2 separate regions of the Homo sapiens genome follow, and region 1 is linked to region 2. The links are chromatin loops, found by intact Hi-C in ENCODE. Cell type or tissue: Caco-2. All regions are shown on one strand. Links, peaks and the distances in the headings refer to the core of each region. The heading gives the core; the rest is flanking DNA.

Region 1 (8,333 bases), core at 290-8,289, 87 kb before region 2:
GTTCTTGCTATGGTCCCAGAGCTTTCTTCAGGGGGACAGCCTCAGGGTGGGGAACTCAAGATGAGAGATTTAAGACAGGGACAGGAGAGGCTTTCTTGAAAGAGCCTTTCTGCAGACACACCACGAGCCACAAGAATGCCTCAGCTCTCTGCATAGGCAATTTCCTGGATACTGCAAGGATGTGAAGAAATCACAGGGAAGGAACCTGGACAGAGAGAGAGGCAGGCAAGGGGCATTGGCCTGAGATGCCAGAAGCATGAGTGTGTTTTCTAAAATGGGTTTTTCGGGCTCGACTTTGTAACCTGCATTTATGCATTAGTCCTGCTCTTCCAAGATCCAGCTCCCCAGGAAAGTGCACTGCCAAGCACCAAGTGGACTTTGGTAGATGAAAGCTGTGAGAGAGACTGGGTCGGAAGTTGACTCCGTAGCCAAGGGGCTGAGGATGAAAGCACACTTGAAGGGCAGCAGGGTGCACAAGCTAAGGTTCCAATTTACTCAGAACCCTTGGGTGACTGACACATGCCCGTAAAATTAAGCCGCCTCCTGGCCCGTCAGGAGTGTGTTCACCATGCATGCAAGCAAATTGAGCACACTTCCTGAGAGTTGACCTTCACTGGCCAGTAGCAGCACATATGAGTTAGGGGACAATACATTTAATATCATATACACACACGTAAGAGTGAGATCATTTTTTCTTTCTCTCATTGTATAAATTTCAGTTGTGGAACATGATGTTTTGATATACATATAAATTGTGAAATGATTACTGCAGGCAAGCAATTTAACACATCCATCACCTTCCACATAGCTTCTTGTGTGTGTGATTAGAGCACCTAAAATCTACTCCCTCAGCAAATCTTAAATACAACAGAATATTATTAACTAAGTCCTCCAGCTGTGCATTAGAAATCCAGATGCATTCATCCCACATGACTGCAGCTTTGTACCCTTTGACCTACATCTCCCCATTTCCTGGCCTCCCCAACACCTGGTAACCACCATTCTACTCTCTGTTTCTGTGTATTCAACTTTGTTTTATTCCACGTATGAGATCATGCAGTATTCATTTTTCTGTACGTGGCTTATTTCACTTAGCATAATGTTCTGCATATCCATCTATGTTGTTGCAAATGACAAGATTTTTCTCTTTTTTAAGGCTGGATAATATTCCATTGTGTATGTGTGTGTATCAAAATTTCTTTTCTTTTCTTTTCTTTTTTTTTTTTTTTTTTTGAGATGGAGTCTCGCCCTGTCACCCAGGCTGGAGTGCAATGGGGTGATCTTGGCTCACTGCAACCTCTGCTTCCCAGGTTCAAATGATTCTCCTGCCTCAGCCCCCTGAGTAGCTGGGATTTCAGGCACCCACCACTACGCCCACCTAATTTTTGTATTTTTAGTAGAGATGCGGTTTCACCATGCTGGCCAGGCTGGTCTTGAACTCCTTACCGCGTGATCCACTGCCTCGGCCTCCCAAAGTGCTGGGATTACAGGTGTGGGCCACCATGCCCAGCCCAAAATTTCTTTATCTAATCATCCATCAATAGATAGATTGTTTCCGTATCTTGGGTGTTATGAATAATGCTAGAATGAACTTTGAGGAGATCTTTGTTTTTTTTCACATGCCCTAGGAAAGTGCCTTCCATTCATTAGTTATTAAATGAAAGAATGAGTGAATGAATAGGTAAGCATACAGCCCTTTAAATAAGAAACGATTTCTTTTCGTAACATCTAGTTTGACCTTATAAAACCAGGATTTATCACCTAATTCTTAAAGACGATATAAATGAGAAACAAATCTGGTTTGGAAGCTAACTCTATTTTGTATAGCATAATTAGTCATGATTGACAGACAGTTCAGTCACTGTCTATAAATGTTTGACAAGCTGATCATTTAGGAGGAGACATTCTTTCAACAGTAGCTACGATCCTTTAGAGAGAGAACACCTGCCTTCAGCAACAGAAATATGTCTTCCAGTGTTGTTTTCCTTCCTCCACAGAAGACACATTAAAAGTATGATGGATGACCCTTGAGGTGTATTTCTTTCTCAAAAATCATTCATCACACTTTTTAATACTTTTAATGTGCCTTCTGCAGATTTTCCACATACCAAGCTGCCTTCTGTAGCAGTAGGAGCAGGAAATAAGCTAAATTACCTTCCCCCACTTTTCCTGTCTATCGATTAAGGGGGAGAAGAAATCAGAGCTGCTCAAGCACTGAATTCCTCCAAGAGTGCAGAAAAATACCATTTGTGTTGATACCTGGTGCCATGAACCACACGGGTGCTCCTCTTGTACTTATGTCAAAGAAAAATCATAAAACTGTAGGAAAGTTGGTGTTAGGTACAGAAAGGAAGTAACATGACCTGGCTGTAGAGCCTTGTTTATAATGTCTTATTAATCACAGAAGAGGCAGGACTTGTCCATGGGGCTCTGCCTCTGGCCACACCTGAGGATCTGCAGATGCCCTGGGCCCCTGAGCTCTGACTGTGTGAGGCAGAGGCAGTGCCCGGGGCCACACACAGGTGGTGCTGATGCAGCACTCAGACTGCCCAGGCAGACAGGCAGGTTAGGAGGGAGCACCTGTGCAGGGTGGTGCAAGGGAAGCATACTCCTGTCACTCATGTCAGGAAGGCGACACCTTCTGCTGAGGATGTGAGTGAAACCTAGTCTTTACCTACATGCAGTTCAATGGTCCCAGGGTTGTTTCCCTTTTTACCTAGTCCCACTTTAACCTGCCCATCCTGGAGCAGTTTCTGGTTAAAGGAGTACAGCTTTTCATGTTTTTCTCCGTATTTTTTTTTTTCTGAACACATTTTCCAGACTGATGGAGCCCCATCCCCAAGTAGTATTTCTATTTCTCAGTTGTTAACCCAGTGAGACTAATCCAGGCATCGGACTCACATTTCAGCAAGAATAACAGTTATTTGTGTTGGTGGAGTGGGGGGCTGTGGGCGCGCATATGCTTTAAGTCACGGGGAAGAACATTTAATTTGCTCTCAGAAAACTTCATCGTTTTAAAGACATAGCCTCAATCATGTCCTCATGTATAGCACCTATGATTTTTTTTAAGTTTTCCCTTTGAGACAGAGGAAGAGTGCTTTCATTTTCTTTGTTTTTTTTGTTTGTTTGTTTGTTTGTTTGTTTGTTTTTCTGTTTCTAATGTATTTTTTTTTTTCCGAGACGGAGTCTCGTTCTGTCGCCCAGGCTGGAGTGCAGTGGCGGGATCTCGGCTCACTGCAAGCTCCGCCTCCCGGGTTCACGCCATTCTGCCTCTGCGTCCCGCGTAGCTGGGACTACAGGCGCCCGCCACCACGCCCGGCCAATTTTTTGTATTTTTTAGTAGAGACGGGGTTTCACCATGTTAGCCAAGATGGTCTCGATCTCCTGACCTCGTGATCCACCCACCTCGGCCTCCCAAAGTGCTGGGATGACAGGCGTGAGCCACCGCGCCCGGCCTCTAATGTATTTTTTAATTATGTAAAATATATATAAATAAGGTATATTATTGAACAATTTTTAAACATACAATTTAGTAACATTAAGTACATTTGCAATGTTGCGCGACCATCACTACCATCTATCTCCAGAGCGCTTTTCATTTTCCCTACAGCAACTGTGTCTCCATGAAACACTCACTCCCCATCCTCCCTCTCCCCAGCCCCAGGTCACCATTGTGCTGCTTCCTATTTCTATGAATTTGCCTATTCTAGGGACCTCACATGAGTGGAGTCACACAATATCTGTCCCTCTGTGTCTGGCTCCTTGCCCCTGGCATCGTGCCCTCGGGTGTTCCTTTTCTTCTGGAAGCCCCAGTCCCTCTGCAGCCGGTGAGCCTTGGTTTGCCCTGCGTTTTTCCAGCCAGTGGCAAGCAGCCCTTATTAATTGCCTCTCTGTCATCGCTTGCCATGACTCTGTACCTCAAAGGGGAGAGATGCATTAGGAGTAACATGTGACGGCTTGAGGCTGCCCTGACCTGTCCCTGCTGTTGACTGGGTGGATGGGCTGGTTCATCCCGAGGCTCCACGTCAATTTCCAGTCACTGATATTTATTCCCAGCCTGCATTTTAATGACCCTTACAAAAGCCAGGGTCAACGGGAACAGTGTGTTCAGAGAACTGGCTTTTTAAATCTCATTACTCATTGGTATTGAATGCCAAAATGTCCAAGTCAGTTTTATTTCCAATGAATTGTGCGATTTTAACAGGATATCTTAAACACTTGATGTTTATCCATGTGATACCAACACCTCAATCAAAAGTGGAGAAAAACAATTGGTTGTCCATGCTTGTTTCATACGTAGTGTTTTTTCCATCTTAGTCTCCAGCTAGCTGTTGAGAATCACATATGAGTGGCCGAATGTGCTGCCATTTTATTCCTGACATTTTGAGAATGTTGTCACTTGATTCCTCACAGCATTTTGCAATTTCTTCTGAGAAATTTCCAAGAAATTTATTATAAGTAAAGCATATATAAATCTGTGAGCCACCCAGACAAGGAGTTAGCCATAGTTAACTATAGTCTAGTCAGGTAGACTTCTAATTCCAACCAAATGACAAACACAATGATGTCATCAGGCATAAAACAATACTAAAGCACCTGTTCACAATTTAATGTGATTCGAAAAATGTAATTCTGATATGTTTTAAATTGCCTGAGAAATGTAAAATTTGCAAGTAAACTAAAAATATGCAGTGTTCATTAGCATTTTATTTAGGATGTTTTGAACAGATTGATGACATCATTGTCCCAATTGTGACAAAGGATGTGGAAAATTAAATTGGGTCCAGAGAAGAGCTGCCTAAATCATTATGATGCTAAAAATATTTTCAGTGGAGAAAGTTGGGGCAGTTTTACCTGGAGGGAAGGTGGGCAAGGGATTAGTAACTCTCTTGAGTATTTGACTGGCTACAATTAGGGAATGACATGAGTTTGTTACTTTAAAATGCAAAGAAGACGGAGGAAGGGAAGCTGATTCAAAATTGTAGTATGATTTTAGACAGAATGAAGAGTTTCTTGAATTTACGGGTAGTTGATATTAATAAATACTAGAAAGACATAGCAGAAGTGGGTTAGGAAACGTTGTGTGTAGTGATTGGAGTTTTCTCTTGTACTTTAAGTTCAACCATCATATTTATTGCAAAACCTCCTTGCAAGACACATTTTTCACAAAGTAAACTACTCATTCATTGTATGTCAAGAATGCAACACTTCATTTTACCTAGTTTTTTGCCTATAGGTGATATATAATCAAGAAGTTTTTGTTAATTATTTTAAGATCCTTGGCACTTAAGACTAGTAACCCACCAAGCTAAACAATCTCCTTTTGTTTGCCATTTATTGATTTTTTAATATTTAAATCAATTGAATTTTTGGTCTATCAAATCTAAATCTAAATCTGTACCCTTTTGGAGCCTGATGTTTGCCAAGCAATTATTCCATTCGTATAAGTTTTTCCAAAATGTTAGCACATTTGTAGTTCAGCCAGGGATGTGATGATTTTTACAAGTTCTTTCATCATACATAAAGAAATCTACTACGTTTCTTTGATGCTTAAATCAGCATTTTGCCAAATTTAGTCAAATGATATAACGGCAGAAATACCGTATCTCGTATCTCTATTGACTGTGAGAGGAATGTTCCCAAGAATAGACTAAGTAAATGTCTTCTTATCTGTCCAAATAAATTAGTTTAGGTATTTGACAAGAACTATGCAATCCAGAGAAATAACTCCACAGAAACAAACAAAAGCAACCATAGAAACTATAGGGAAATTTTACTTTTTAAACCTTGAATATGTATGGTTAACCCTATGCAGAAAACACAAGCTGTTTAATAGGTTTATGGATGAGATTAATTTCTTTCAGTAAAAGGAATGGGCTGAAGTCATGAGTCTCTGGTTTGTTTCCAGAACATTCCTCTGACCCTTAGCCACATGACAGAAAAGTGGCTGATCCGTGGGTATTTAGTCTGTGTGCAGCTTCTGTAGGACAGACAGCGAGCGAGCGAGAGAGAGAGAGAGGATGAGAGAGAGAAAAAGAGAGATACACATTTCTACTGCCTTGCTAACAGGTTGATACTGTCCTTCTGATGCTTATATTGGTGACCATTACATAAGAGCTAATTATTTTCTCAGCATTACCTTTTTTGTTTTTTTAGTTTAAATCCCCTTTCCAGCAGTCCAGAGAACATCCATCCTTTTAAATTTTTCACCCCTTATGATTCTGAGTTGCCAGGCACTCACAAATAATAGATACAAATGTCGAGGCTGGTGATTGCATTTTGCCCATAAAATTAATTTTCATTCTAAACATCAAAAATTCATAGGACTGTATTGACTCATTTAATGTTTGAGCCAAGATGGCAAAGATACTGGGGGGAAAAAAGCATTCCGAAGGCTCCGATTTGATGGTAGAGAGTTGAATGTATATATGGTGATATTGGCTTCAAAGGTGATATCGGTTTCAAATGTAATTCTAACCACGCCCTCTGCCCAGAGCTTTGTGTACTTTTAATTTACTGTTTGATAAAGGCGCCTCCAATTCCTTTAATGTGAATTTTGAAGTTCTGGAATTCTCTATTGAATGTATAGAACAATAAATTGTTAATTACTTATTCAATAGAAATTCCCGAGTCCACATAAACAATCCTGTTTACTGTGCATAAGGAACACAGAATTCATAAAGTTAGCACCCACCTGCTAGTTATTTAATCTAATTTACATTAATTCATTGAAAAAAACCTTCTCTTTGCAGTTTTTCCTGAGTGACTCAGAGGAAACAATCCCTCCAACTGCCAACACAACAAACACAAGCTTTTCAGCCTCAAATAATCAGGTGGCGATTCTGCGTGCGCAGAATTTATTTTTCCTCCCGGTAAGAACATTGCAATTATGACTGCTTTGGTGGCTCTCCTGTATGCTCGTAGTCTGTATAACATATATCCTTTAGTCTCAGATCTGTTCTAGACTTTGCATTTCCTCTCTGGTATCAATCCCTGAGTGGTTCTGAATTTACAAATGTCAGCCTCTGCTAGAAGTCTGGGCCCTTGGGAACTGGCTACACTTATATCTGAAAACTTACAATGTTATTGTCATGCTTTCACCAGTAATGTTTCCTTCTTCTCTTAACCACTACAGCATTTCTAGCATATTTCCTACCATATGGCATTCAATTATAAGGCACTATGTTTCTGGGTTTCTTACTTAGAGACATTGCTAATTGTTCCAGTGAATTAATATTATCCCCCTTAAAGCTGTGATAAAACTGCCCACATCTCATTATCTTCCCTCTTCTTTGGCAACATACGTTGCTGAGTGATTCTGTTCCCTAGTAATTCTTGCTAACTGACTCATCTTAACCAGTGTCACAAAGGACCTAGGTTAAAACTTCAAAACTTATTAACACATTAGTCTTCTAAGTGGAGAGTTAGGTCAGTTATTTACTGCTTAACAACTTTGTCCTTCCATAAATCGTTTGTGGAAAAAAAAAAAGTTTTGCTACTCTCCTTTGCACTTTCCAAATAATTATCTGAAAGTAGTGCAGATTATGCTCGTTTAGTTTCCGTGTCAAATAATGGGTTTTGACAATGCTAAGGGAACTATTTTGGGGACTGAAATTGGTAATTTAATATGTACGCTTTCAAAATTCCTTACCAAAAATTTTAACTCCGTTAGCTTTGGCAATAGAGTGGATTTATTTCCTATTCCTCCTTCTCTGATTTGCTTCCTTGATATTTTGCTCTGGTCCTTTTTCCCTTCCCATCATTTAATTTCTTGGGAAGCTCACAGCTCCATGCACAGATAGAAGTGGCTTCTGGGCCAGGCGGGGTGGCTCACACCTGTAATCTCAGCACTTTGGGAGTCCGAGGCAGGCAGATCACGAGGTCAGGAGATCAAGACCATCCTGCCTAACACGGTGAAACCCCGTCTCTACTAAAAATAAAAAAAAATTAGCCGGATGTGGTGGCAGGTGCCTATAGTCCCAGCTACTTGGGAGACTGAGGCAGGATAATGGCATGAACCTGGGAGGCAGAGCTTGCAGTAAGCCAAGATCGTGCCACTGCACTCCAGCCTGGGCGACAGAGTGAGATTCTGTCTCAAAAAGAAAAAAAAAAAGAAGTGGCTTCTGGTGTTCTTTCCTGGAGGCTTCTGAGGCCTTGACTAGGTCATGGGCAAAATGACCAAGGTCCAAAAGCAATGTCCCCTTGGGCTTGGGAAGAGGGGGGTGCTATAGGTTCATCCCCTACCCAGAAGATCCTGCGCTTCAAATTAGGTGTTATCATAAACTCCAGTAAGGGCTAGGCGTTGCCTTCTCTATTTAGTTATGTGAAAAGTG
Region 2 (8,333 bases), core at 58-8,057:
ATTATTACCATTGGTAGCTATTTGTCAAATGGGCTTCAAAATGCTTTTGTTATTCTTGTTGTTTCGAGGCTGTTTTAATTTAGATGTTAACATTTCTGTAGCATCGTTTTCTTTTGCGTGGTACTAAAGGCCTCAGAACTTGAATTTGTTTGTGACCTCAGTTACCCAAACTGCATGGAAAAAAATTGTTTTTTCAAAAATCCACTTTGCATTAATTTGTTCTAAGTTCCATACCTACCTTCCAGAAGGTAGTGATACATTAGAGCAGGGGTGGGAAACTTTTTCTGTAAAGGGCCAGGTAGTAACTGTTTTGGGCTTTGCAGGTCACATGGTCTCTGCCAAATCTACACAGCTCTCTGCGGTAACCACAGACATGCAAACACATAGGTGTGAGACTATGTTCTAGGAAAACCTTATTTATTAAAATAGGCAACTGGCCAGATTTGGCCAAGGAGCCTTGGTTTACTGACCCCAGCATTAAAGGGGCAGATTTCCAGCCCACTCCCAGCGGACCTCCTTCCAAGTGATGGAGTCCCAGTCACTTCACACTTCAGGCATCTCTCTGCCCTTTGGTTAGTTTGGTCCCAGGAAGGTGGAGACGTTAATTAGACTGGTAAATGCAAGAATGAACTGTGCCTGCCAGGATCAATTTCACCGCCTTTCCCTAGGCAGTAGCTGGCCCACAGGAGATGCAGATTCTGCTCTTTTTCCTGGTGCCCCCATCTTATTTACAGGATCCCTCAAATGGCATTATTACCAATGTTTTTATTCTGTCCAACAGCCAGATGAATTTTATTTCCTTTCAACATAACAGCATAGAACAAGTTAACACAAAAACACTCCTTATTTTTTCCACTGTTTATCTCATGCGGTGCATTACTGCTATGCATTAATCATAAGCTGATTGGCAGTCACATGAGTATTGCATACTTAAAATGTAAAATTCATTTAATAAATGAGATTATGTATAGGTAACAGTTCTTTCAAAACATATTGCTCCCAGGAGGAAAAAAATGAAGTCCCTGGTGGCAATGAGATTGGGAACTTACCATTCCCTCGTGTTTCCCTCCTGTCTTAATATTCAGAGGATAATCGAGCCTGGGAGAACAGGCAAACAGGGCTGCAGAGACAGATCTGATTGCAAATGTCCCTTTTCCCCCTGTCCTTGCATATTGCTCAAAGCCAAGCAGAGAGGAGCTATCAGATACCAGAGATCCTCCTGGGAGCAGGCTGAGGTTTATGGCTGCCGTATTTGTCAGCTGGGGCTGCACAAACTAAGTACCATGGATGACGTGGCTTAACCAACAGAATTCACTGTCTCACAGTACTGGCACCAGAAGTATGGAATCAAGCAGTTGGCTGTGAAGGAATGCCCTGTTCCAGGCCTTTCCCTGAGGCTTGTAGGCAGCTGTCTTCTCCCTGTGTCCCTTTACATCATCCTCCCTGATATGGTTTGGCTGTGTCCCTACCCAAATCTCATCTTGAATTGTAGTTCCCATAATTCCCACATGTCCTGGGAGGGACCGTCTGGAGATAATTGAATCATGGGGGCAGTTCCTCCCATCCTGTTCTCGTGATAGTGAGTTAGTTCTCACAGGACCTGATGGTTTTATAAGGGTCTTGCCTCTTCACTGTGCACTCATTCCTCTTCATGCTGCCACGTGAAGGACATATTTACATCTCCTTCTGCCATGATTATAAGTTTCCTGAGTCCTTCCCAGCCATGCTGAACTGTGAGTCAGTTAAACCTCTTTCCTTTATAAATTACCGAGTCTTGGGTATGTCTTTATTAGCAGTGTGAGAAAGGACTAATACATGCATGTCTGTCTCTATATATCCAAATTTCCCCTTTTCTCAAAGACACCAGTCATACTGGAATAGGGCTCATCCTAGTGGCCTCATTTTATTTTGATTATCTCTGTAAAATTCTATTTCCAAATAAGTTCACATTCTAAGGTACTGGGGATTAAGACTCCAAAACATAAATTTCAAGGGGACACAATTCAACCGACAGCAGTTGTCTAAACTAGAAACACGATTGCTTCTGTTGGTGAGGCTGTCCAAGAGTGCTTACACTTTATGTGTGGCATGCAGGCCAGTGTGTGCTAACCCAGTCAGAAGGGGAATTTATTTAGGGTCTAGGATGGTGGGGGCAGGAGGTGGGGAAAGGAAGGATGCATTTTCTGGGAACACCTTATACACCATAAGGGAACGATCTCCTTCCCCCTAGACACCTGGCTAATCTATATCCCTCTCTACCCACTCAAGCCACCAGGACAGCTAGAATTAGAAAGACCTGTCCCAGTTACGCCTGCAGGCTGAGGGTCCTCAATGAATGCTCCTTTTCAGTAATGACTCCCCTGCCCCTGCATCTTGAGCAAGACAAACCGGGGACATTTAGGAACAATGGTGAGAAGAAAGGAGTAGATGACCCTCAACTGGCTTTGAATTTACTACTTTTCCTGCCTTTGGCCGCTGGTGGGAGATGCAGGGTGCCCAGTGGCCTTCGCAGACTCGCAGATCCCATCCCAGGAAATGCACGGGCCGGTGTGGCCAGGACAGAACAGAGGGACCACTCTCAGTCCAGCCCTCCCTGCAGGCGGCTCGCCAGCTATTCCTTCTGGTCTTCGGTTTGCAGGAGGGCAGAGGGTTTCCCGCGCCCTGGACCATCCGGGCGTAGTCCCGGCAGCAAGGCCTTCTTTCCTTGCTAGCCTGGGCCTGCCGCAGACAGACCCCAGAGGGAGCCGCGCCCAGCCCGCTGGGCGGCCCCGGCTTCCCGCGACCCCCTCCAGACCCTGGGCAGAAAGAGCGCCCTGCTGTCCCGACAGAGCCACTGTGCTTTTGAGGGATCCTGACACCTAGTGGCTCCCGCTCCCTTCTCCGAAGAGCACCGGGTCCTATCTGAGCATTCCCGCGACTCCCAGCCCCTGATCGCAGCTAAGACACCCATTCGCGCACCCGGCTTCTCCCACATCCTCGTCCCAGGGGTTCAGCTGACACTGGTAGTCGCCTGAGCTGTACTCTTTGGGGCCCAGGCGCCTTGGCGGGAGCTCACCCTCCCTGTCTCCCCAGCTGACCCTGCCGCGCCCCCTTCATCTCCGCACGCTCCCACCCGGCCCCCTCCACAGGCTGTCCAGCCCCGCCCCTCGGAACCCACCCCTGGTAGTGAAGCCCTGCCCCCAGGGTCCCTGCCCGAAGGTGCGCTCCTCCTCTAGGGCCCCTCTACTCTGTGAGCTCTGTCCCCGATCCCTAGCGGTGCAGCCCCTCCCAGGGCCCCTCCTCGTTGTGAGCTCCTCTCTCCAGTCCCCGGCGGCGCATCCCTGCCCCCAGGCCCCCTCCCCTAAGGTGAACCCTGCCCCAAGGCCCCAGTCCCTAAGGTGAACCCCGCCCCCAGGCTGCCTCCCCTAAGGTAACCCCGCCCCCAGGCCCCCTCCCCTAAGGTGAGCCCCGCCCCTAGGCCCCCGCCCCTAAGGTGAGCCCCGCCCCCAGGCCCCTTTCCCTAAGGTGAACCCCGCCCCTACGCCCTCCCTCCGAGGGAGAGCCCCGCCCCAAGACCCTTCCGCTGGGGTGATCCCTTCTCCCCCGCCCCTCCGCGGCCGCCCGCCCCTGCCCAGCCGCCCAGCCGCCCAGCCGCCCAGCCGCCCAGCCGCCCAGCCGCCCAGCCTTCCGGTCTCCGCGCCCAGTCCGCGGTCCTCACCCGCGCCGGGCGGTAGTAGTAGCTGTGCTCTTTGGGGTCCAGGCGCCGCGGCGGGATGTAGCTGAAGGCGGACTGCGCCGAGACGGGCGGCGGCCTGGGCTTGCCCCGCAGCGTGGACGCGGTGGTCTCCTCCTCGTCGTCCTCCATGCCGCCACCGTCCAGCGCCCCCGCCTTGGCCGCGGTCCGTCCCGCCCGCCCAGGGGCCCAGTCGGAGTCTGCAGGCCTCAGGTTGCTCAGCGCCAGCGTCTAGCCCGCGTCTGTGTTCGGTCGTTGCCTGGAAACCGCCGCCTGGCGACCCGGAGCTGCCCTGCAGCATTCCCGCTCCAGGGTGGAGCGACCCTCCCCTCCTCCCTCCCGGCCCCTCGACTACACCTGGGGTCTCTCCTTCCTTCCTCCTCGGGAGGAGCCCGACTGGGAGACGCCGCGGGGACTACCCATTTCCAGCCCGCTCACCTTTCCCATGCAGCAGCCCCTGCTTCACTCACTGATCACTCCTTCGCGAGACCATTAGTGACTGAGCACCTAGCGCATGGTGTGTCAGGAGCTGGAGATTGAGCCTTGAACGGAGCAGGCCTTGTCCACAGGAAGCTTACAGTCTGGAGAAGACACATGAAAGACGCGAAGAAGCCAAATGACTTGCCGAGGCTCCAGGGCAGCGCTGTCCAATAGAAACATGATGAGAGCCACGTGTGTCGTTTCTTATTTGACTCAGTAAGTCCAAAACGTTATCATTTCAACAAATGGCACTAGCTGCCTTTCAAGCTCTCGGTGGCCACGTGTGGCTAGCAGTTACAGTATTGGCCAGTGCAGGTGTAAGGCTGCATGAATTTACAGAATCTGGCAGAACTCAGCTGCTGTGGACAGGGCTCTTGCAATCCTTTGCCAGTGTGTTTACGTTGGCCCTTGATCTGAATGCTGGGTCAATACCTGCGTTCCGTTTGTTGAAAATGTGTTAAGCTGTATACTCGTGATTGGTGGGTGTACAGCCAAGAAAAGTTAAAAACAAACAAACAAAAAAAGCCATGATGACCAAGGCTTGGGAAATGCTTTAGCCAGCGTGCCTGGGAAGGCCAGCCTTGCTGAGAAGGTGGTGTTTGAGATGAAGCATAGCGATAATGAGAAGCCAGTTCTGTGAGTCTGGCAATCCCTTCCAAGCCAACTTGGTCCTCTGAGGCAGAGACAATCTTGTGTTTGAATGGCAGCAGGAAGTGGGGTGGTGTGGCCTCATGAAGCCAGAAACTGGTAGGAAGTGAAGGTGAACAGATAGGTGGGGGCCTGATGGAGAGATCTTACAGATGATGGAAGGAGCAGTGCCCTGCCTTCTTCCCCATCCCTGCAACTAGGTAGGAATCTCTTGTCTGCCATTCTGTGATGCAGGCTGGTGGCTTAAGATGCCTCTCTCATTCTGAGGCACCTGGTGATCCACTCTGTAGAGGTCTCCAGAGTTCTAGAGATCCTTCTGGGCAGGATTTAAGACATCCCGGTGCCACCACGCTTTTTCTCTCTCTTTTTATTTATATCTGTCTCTCTCGTGGGTCCCCATGAGCTTCCTGAGAAACCCATGTGCCTTCTTTGTCCCACTAACACATCTTTTTGCTCCATGGCCAGGCAGAACACAAGTCAGCCATGAGTCAAGGGTCAGACACCTGCCCACCATGTCTCTAAGCCCCAGGGGACCTAGCAACCTCATTGGAGCCACTTGGAGAGGGTGACATATCCCTGGTGCTTGGAGATGGAGCACCATCTCTCCTACATGTGAAGCAAAGGAAAAGGGGCTCTTATTTTTCTCCCATGGGCTGAAGTCATGAAAGGCATGACTCATACTTTTTTGCTTTTTTGGCCTCATTAAAGCAGCAGCCAAATATGTTTTTTTTTTTTAAGCCCTTATAATCTACTGCCTCTCTCAACTTCTCTCAATGTCTCCAAATACACAAGAGAGGTCAACTAATGGTCACAAGATTTTGTAAGCTTTGCATTGGTGACCCAGTATCATACTTTGGAAAGTGAAAGTACTTGAAACCAATTATCTTGGGAATTCAGCTAAAACTGAGACCGAGATAATTTCTTAGTAAAAGAAATTAGTAAAGTTTACACAGTTATACAGATGTGAATCTGCTAACTTCAGTTCAGTCGGTGACATTTTGTCATGTCCTAGACCAAGAGCTCTTGAGGGCAAGGCTACCTACATCTTTTTCTTCTTGGATGGAGATATGGTTAGGCTTTGTGTCCCCACCTTAATCTCATCTTGAATTGTAATCCCCATAATCCCCACATGTCAAAGGAGTGACCAAGTGGAGATAATTGAATCCTGGGGGCCATTTCCCCCATGCTGTTCTTGTGATAGTGAATTCTCACAGGATCTGATGGTTTTATAAGGGGCTCCTCCCCTTTTGTTCAGTGCTTCTCCTTCCTGCCACCTTGTGAAGAAGGTGCCTTGCTTCCCCTTTGCTTTCTGCCGTGATTGTAAGTTTCCTGAGGCCACCCCAGCCATACTGAACTGTGAGACAATTAAAACTCTTTCCTTTATGAATTACCCAGTCTCAGGTATTTCTTTATAGCAGCATGAGAACAAACTTATACAGATGGCTCAAGTCAGGCATACAGGCATACAGTAGGAAGTCAAATATTTGAGTCTGAGACAAGGGCCTGAGTTTATTTGGGAGGTAATTCCAGGGAACAGGAGAGAGGGACCAAGAGGAGCAAGAAGCAGGAGAGACACCAAGGATGCACTACCCAGGTCACTGCTGAAGGCAACTGGTGAATGGTCATGAACCTTTCTGAGGGGCCTGGAGAGGCCTTGAAGAATTGCCCCAGAGGATCAACATGGAGGCATGTTTCATCACTTGCTCCTGTCTGCTCGGTGGAGGCTCGCTCCTTCAGTTGTTGACTCCTGAACTTGTACGACCACTGCCCCAGGGCCTCACAGTCTCCCCTGGAGTGTCTTGCCTCCTTGGTGTCCGAGGAGCCCTAGGGCTGACAGCAAAAGACAGGGGCATGTACTGGAGGTGAGATGCTTCTTTCATGAGGTGAGTCATAGCCCCACGGAATGGTCCACCAGAGATGAGGGTGGAATGAGATGTGAGGCCCTGAGGATGCAGGGCAGGTTACCAGAGACAGATGAAACCATGGGCAAGGCAGACTTTGGCAATTTTGATTATTAAGAGGCTTTAGTTCCTTTTTTAAAAATACTCTTTTTAAAAAAGTATTTTCCTATATGATCTTATTATATATTCCCAGGTACATGAGTGGAATACAAGGTCACAGAGTCATACATTTAGGCTCCTCATGTCTGTACTCGTACTCAAAAGTTCTGTGCCGGAGAAGGGGAGGATGAAAGAAGCATAAAAACCCTCCTCTCAAAGGAGGCAAATTAATAGAGTAAGGACACACACTGGGGCTGGGTTAAACATAGTGTATTAGTGAGGGTTCCCTCAAGGGACAGAACTAATAGGATGTATATATATATCTATGTAAAGATATATATTATATATATTTTTTTATATGGGAGTTTATTAAGGAGTATTAACTCACGTGATCACAAGTTCCCTGTATTAGTTCGTTTTCACTCTGCTGATAAAGACATACCCAAGACTGGGATGAAAAGAGGTTTAATTGGACTTAGAGTTCCACATGGCTAGGGAGGCCTCAGAATCATGGCAGGAGATGAAAGGCACTCCTTACATGGTGGCGGCAAGAGAAAATGAGGAAGATGCAAAAGCGGAAACCCCTGATAAAACTATCAGATCTCATGAGACTTATTCCCTACCACGAGAATATGGGGGAACCACCCCCATGATTCAAGCTATCTCCCTCCGGGTCTCTCCCACAACACATGAGAATTATGGAGATTTGGGTCGGGACGTAGAGCCAAACCATATCAGTCCTACAATCGGCCACCTGCAAGCTGAGGAGCAAGGAGGCCAGTCTGAGTCCCAGAGCTGAAGAACTTGGAGTTTGATGTTCAAGGGCAGGAAGCATCTAGCACGGGAGAAAGAGGTAGGCTGGGAGGCTAAGCCAGTCTAGTCTTTCACCTTCTTCTGCCTGCTTTTATATTCTGGCATCATTCCCAAGGCATTCAAGCCAAATTGAAGCAAGTCTCTGGATCTGCCCTTTGGTTTAATAGGAAATGCAGCAGATAGATATAGAAACAAGTTAGACAACACCAAATCAACAGTGTGGGACATTCTACAGGGCAATTGATCTAATTTCTCCAATAACTTAATGACATGAAAACTACGTGAGAAAGAGTAGCAGTTAGAGACATAAGAGACTTCAGTGGTAGAATCTCTAAAAGTCATACGTGGACTTTGGATCCTGATTCAAAAACATCAACAGTTAAAAAATATTTTTGAGATAGTACAGGAAATTTAGAATATAGACTACACATTAAATGATGACAGGGAATAATAACTAATTTTGTTATTTGTAACAATGGCTGAATGATTAGATAAAAAAAGAAAAAAAGCTTATCAATTATAGATGAATACTGAAGTATTTAGGATAAAATAATATGATAGCTTGGATTTCTCTAGAAACATTCCAGTGGAAAAAAAAAAAAGAAAAAGTTAAAGAATAGATGAAACATGATTGGAAAATTATGGTAATTTTCATGCTGAATAGAGGAACTTGCAAACTT

Evidence for each region. Peaks named below come from ENCODE experiments on the same cell type or tissue, not always from the same donor. Only the 100,000 strongest peaks of a DNase experiment are listed, where the experiment ranks them.
Region 1: a loop joins it to region 2, with 2.4 times the contacts of the local background. A loop is called at or near these places in 6 of 110 quality-filtered maps.

What each region holds. Positions count from the first base shown.
Region 1 is chr5:7,759,935-7,768,267 of GRCh38, forward strand. It overlaps ADCY2 (adenylate cyclase 2), which reads left to right. Exons shown (of 25, transcript NM_020546.3): 17 at 6,753-6,872. Among named protein-coding and RNA genes, the nearest start is that of CFAP90, 87 kb to the right of the region's middle. In Caco-2, for the core only: no CTCF peak of the experiment used is centred there; no DNase peak of the experiment used is centred there.
Region 2 is chr5:7,847,178-7,855,510 of GRCh38, forward strand. It overlaps CFAP90 (cilia and flagella associated protein 90), which reads right to left and starts at 3,956. Exons shown (of 3, transcript NM_001089584.3): 1 at 3,698-3,956. The coding sequence starts at 3,844. It also overlaps a transcript of MTRR not described here. In Caco-2, for the core only: a CTCF peak has its summit at 4,017; DNase peaks (open chromatin) are centred at 2,964, 3,464 and 3,974; H3K4me3 peaks cover 1,987 bases.